Regions from separate parts of the Homo sapiens genome. Here region 1 is linked to region 2. Evidence: chromatin loops called from intact Hi-C (ENCODE). Cell type or tissue: ascending aorta. All regions are shown on one strand.

The links. Peaks named below come from ENCODE experiments on the same cell type or tissue, not always from the same donor. Only the 100,000 strongest peaks of a DNase experiment are listed, where the experiment ranks them.
Region 1: it touches region 2 in a loop (5-fold over the local background); 3 of 110 quality-filtered maps call a loop at or near these places.

Annotation. Positions count from the first base shown.
Region 1 is chr3:75,784,271-75,786,770 of GRCh38, forward strand. ZNF717 (zinc finger protein 717) reads right to left here and starts at 1,279. Exons shown (of 5, transcript NM_001290208.3): 1 at 1,114-1,279. RefSeq lists an enhancer at 1,392-1,541. In ascending aorta, a CTCF peak has its summit at 1,231; a DNase peak (open chromatin) is centred at 1,341; H3K4me3 peaks cover 1,568 bases; H3K27ac peaks cover 960 bases.
Region 2 is chr3:75,428,352-75,430,851 of GRCh38, forward strand. It overlaps the pseudogene FAM86DP. Among named protein-coding and RNA genes, the nearest start is that of LINC02018, 5.7 kb to the right of the region's middle. In ascending aorta, a CTCF peak has its summit at 1,478 (motif pointing left); a DNase peak (open chromatin) is centred at 1,440; H3K27ac peaks cover 684 bases.

The DNA.
Region 1 (2,500 bases), 360 kb after region 2:
AACTTCAAACAAATAAAATGGTGGTTGTTTTTTATAAGCCAGTAAGGTTTAATTAGTTCCTTAAACAGCAAGTATTAACTGTTACACCTAAGTGAACAGAATTCAATATGTTTTTAACAAAATTACGTAGGGGGAGAAAGTCTTAAATTACAAATCAAATACAATCGATAGAACTTCACAATCTAATGCTAAAGCTAAATTTGGTGATGGACTAGGTTTAATATATCTCAAACGCTGGAAACAACGAGGAAAGGTTGAAGGAATGGGACTGTGTTTGGAGAGTATTTTAATCTTCTCAGGTATGACAGGTCACTCCTGTACCCCAGACCACACTTTCAGGCCCCTTCAAATAAGGAATATTTCCTAGGTCCTTGCCTGTTCTTCTCAGCCGAATTCACCTCAACCTTCTGAAAGTTCGTCCAAACCTACCACTGTCACCTAGTCTTTGCAAATCTTGTGCATTCTAGGGAGTAGAATTAATATTTCCCGAGCGAGGAAAACTGGGATCTTCACCTGTGACCTTTTATCCTCCTCTGAAGCACCAGTGGGAGGTTAGACCAGAGGGCTGTTCTTTCAAGTGCGCTTCTTATTCATAGGGAACCCTCCCTTTCAAACCTTATAACACACGGTTAAGACTGAAGTACCCTTAAGGCTGAAGACCATCATCCAGTACCCCATCTCCCTCGCGGCATCAGTGAGTTCTTCCCTGGAAACTAGGTCTCGTATAAACTTCTGTAAACGCAACCCAGGAGGACTAGGCAGGTCACACAGTGAAGGAGGGAACCAGAAACTTCACTTGCTAAAGAGACACCGGGAAACCCAACTAATACAAACGCCCAGTTTAAGACTCGAGGCGCACGCGTTTCGCACTACTCCTCTGGGAATGGGGAACGTCTCCCGAGAACTGTGTGTTCGCACTGGGACAGATGGGCAAACTGAGCGTCATGCGGGTTGGTAACCGGCTCCCTCAGCGGCAGGACAGGAGCGCGGCCTGCAGACTCCGGGCCCAGGGCCACCGGCCTCGCCTACCCGCTCCTGCGCCTCTAGAACCCGCTTCACTGCCGGGACCCCACGCCTGTCCTCCCAGCCCCCGCCAGGGTCCGCGGCCTGCACCTGCACTTCAGGCCCTGCCCGCCCGCGATGCGCCCACGCGTCTGCTCCCACAACTGGGGAACACTGGTCCGGCCCCCCGGGATCCCCCGGGCCCACGGGTTCCTCTTCGCCCTCGCACCGACCCGCAGGGACATAGAACCAAGCCCCAGGCTGGCCCAGCTACAAGACCGCCTCTGGGTGCCGCACTTCCGGAGGAAAATGGCGGAGTGGGCGGGGCGGCGCATGCGCAGAGAGAAAAGCTGGTTCCCAAGGTCCTTGATGGTAACATCATTGGAAGGTGACACTACATTTCCCATGAGGCTCTGCGGTCCCCGGTTAGGAACCCAAGCCGGACATTCTGTTTTGCCCAGCAGTGAGTCCAGTTACCCAGAGACCCGGACTTAATGGATCAGGACTGGTCCCTACCCAGGTGACACAGATGTGGCATTCTGGTTCTTTATTAAATCCTGGTTTCACAGCCTGGCACATTGTGAAAATAATGGAGAAATTTCAATAGAGGCCAATTGGTCTATGCTATTAATGAGTAACTTTTTTTTTTTTTTTTTTTTTGAGACGGAGTCTCACTCTGTCACCCAGGCTGGAGAGCAATGGTGCGATCTCGGCTCACTGCAACCTCCGCTTCCCGGGTTCAAGCGATTCTCCTGCCTCAGCCTCCTGAGTAGCTGGGATTACAGGTGCGCGCCACCACACTCACCTAATTTTTGTATTTTTAGTAGAGACGGGGTTTCACCATGTTGGTCAGGCTGGTCTCGAACTCTTGACCTCGTGATCCGCCCTCCTCGGCCTCCCAAAGTGCTGGGATTACAGGCGTGAGCCACTGCGCCCAGCCCTCAAGTCTATTTTTTATAAATGCATTCGAAAGCATGAAAAAAATCATGTCTCTATTTTACTTTAAAATTTTAAAAACACAACTAATGAATATGGTAATTCTCTTCCAATCCGTTATCTTTTCTCTCACTAAACTAATTTATAAGCCTTCAATTTACACAGTTACAAAAAATGCTCTAGTGCATATACTGGGATAAAATAACAGGGTCATAAGACAGGTGCACTCCATAATCTTTGTGACAACTTACACTTCCAGTGTCTGATAAATATTTGCCCATAAACTCCCACGTTTCATCCATCCACCAATCAATCAAATCTAGCTATCTTTATTTATTTATTGTGAGAAAGACCTGAACTTTGCCTTTCCTTCCCTGATTTCTGCCACAAACTAGGCAAGGATTTCTGCCTAGGGGTTTCTCAGAGCTCCGGCCACCACCGAGGTTCCTAACAGGGAAACGCAAGCTTGAATGCTCAGGGTTGATGTGGGAGTGCGTGTGAAACGGGGTTGGGGTGAAAGGGCAGTGAAGTTTGTAGGTGGGCAGATGAGGGTGTGAAGGGC
Region 2 (2,500 bases):
GTTCAAGCAATTCTCCTGCCTCAGCCGCCCAAGTAGCTGTGACTACAGTTGTGTGCCACCATGTCCGGCTAATTTTTGTACTTTTTTTTGAGACAGAGATTCGCTCTCGTTGCCGAGGCCGGAGTGCAATAGCACGATCTCAGCTCACTACAACCTCCACCTCCCAGGTTCAAGAGATTCTCCTGCCTCAGCCTCCTGAGCAGCTGGGATTACAGGCGCCCAGTACCACACCCCACTAATTTTTGTATTTTTAGTAAAGATGGAGTTTCACCATGTTGGCCAAGCTGGTCTCAAACTCCTGACTTCAGGTGATCCCCCTGCCTCAGCCTCCCTATGTGCTGGGATTATAGGCATGAGCCACCACGCCTGGCCTAATTTTTGTATTTTTAGTAGAGATAGGGTTTCACCATATTGGCCAGGCTGGTCTCGAACTCCTGACCTCAGATCCACCCGCCTTGGCCTCCCAAAGTGCTGGGATTACAGGCATGAGCCACCATGTCCAGCCCTGTCAAGTATTCTTTGAGGACTGGGCACCAGGTCCTTGTGAAGCAGGTAGTGTGTGTCACCTATTGGACAAATGCCCAACAACCCCACGAGACATGCTGTTGTTGTTGAAGTGCTTGATTTACAGACAGGGAAACTGAGGCTAAAGAAGGTTAATGGACTTCATGTCTAAGACTGCAGAATGGGTGAGTCAGAATTTGAACCCACACCCACATTTTCACTTTGTCTGTGCAGGAAGTGTATCTGGGCTGTGAGGGGGAGGAGGGTGCCCTTCTCATACCAGCAAATAACTCCGGTGGCCCTGGGTGGACTCCTTGGCCATCAGGGTCTCTGCCAGTGCCTCATACAGCTCGTCCAAAGCCTCCATGTGGACAGCCTCGTGCTGGGGGCAGACAGAGTGAGAGCTTGTTTGCTTTTGTTCTAATCTGTAAAAATGGCCAGATGATTTTCACCAAGTTTGGAGGGGAGATTTGGGATGGAATGGTGTAACACCGGCCAGCTGGCATATAAAATATTCACTTCGTTGGGCATGGTGGTGTGTGCCGAATAGTTCCAGCTACTCTAGAGGCTGACATGGGAGGACTGCTTGAGCCCAGGAGTTCCAGGACAGCCTGGGCAACAGAGATCTTGTCTCTAAAAAAAAATAATTCCACTTGGTAGGGAAACATGAACGGGAGGGCCTTCAACAAGAGGTGTTGAGAGGGTAGGGTTAGATGTAGTCTAGGGCAGGAGACAAGGATTCCGTGAGAGCTGCCACCTGACCACGACAGAGAGCTCTGTGTTTGGATCAAACACAGAGAGGAGGAAAACAAAAGGTGCTTTTAAGTGAGCCCAGACAGAACTGTGAGGGCGGCCCATGCTGCAGGCTGTGGCTGTCAGCAGGCTGCTTCTCCACAGCTGGCCCCGTCCTATGATTCATAGGGCAGCAGAAGGGTACACTAGGTGACTGCTGCCCTCTCCTGGTGGCACAGGGCAGAACTGCTGGTGACCACAGATGCACCCTTTTGGGGAGGACTAGGGAGAAAGCAGGTATTGGAGAAGCAGGGGATTGTTTATTTGCTAAAAGTGTGGCCCTTTCATTCAGCAAGTCTGCTTCTGCCTACTGAGGAATGGCCTCTCGACATCCCCATGTCAAACCCTGCATATTCAGGCCCATCTTTAAAATCCATCCTAGGCCAGGTGAGGTGGCTCATGCCTGTAATCCCAGCATTTTGGGAGGCCAAGGCAGGCGGATCACCTGAGGTCAGGAGTCCGAGACCAGCCTGGCCAACATGGTGAAACTCTGTCTCTACTAAAAATACAAAAATTAGCCGGGCATGGTGGCGTGTGCCTGTAGTCCCAGCTTCTTAGAAGGCTAGACATGAGCATTGCTTGAACCCAGGAGGCAGAGGTTTCAGGGAGCTGAGATTGTGCCACGGTAATCCAGCCTGGGCAACACAGTGAGACTGTTTCAAAAAAGTAAATAAATAAGTAAAAAATAAAATCCATCCTATATCAGTCAGGAAAGAGCTCATTCCAGCAGGATCAAAGCAGAGAATTCACCAGAGGAACTAGTTCCAAAGGTATGGCAAGAGCTAAATCTTCCAAAAGGGGCCCGTGGGGCAACCCAGAGACGGACAAGAGCAGGAAACTCCAAACCCTTCAGCGGGCAGGACAGAGGGTGTGGGTGAGGGTTCCAGTGCTGTGGGCTGGACCAGCCTGGTAGGAATGAGAATTCATATGCTAGGAGCTGGCGCCCCAGAGAAGCAGCTGCTGTGGAAACCCCAGGAGGCAGAGTGAGGGAGAGACGCTGGCCTCCCCTTCTTCCTGCCCTGCACTGTCTCCCATGGGTCACACTCAGATGCAGCCAGTTGCCTGGGGAGGCCCCTGCCATGCTGGGGTTTGCAAAGAAGGCCCAGGGCCTGGGAAGGATGGGGTCTCCAGCACGCAGGTGGCTATGCTGTCCGGCTACTGGGCGGACACTGCCCATAACTGACCTTTTTGATGAGTTCTGAGA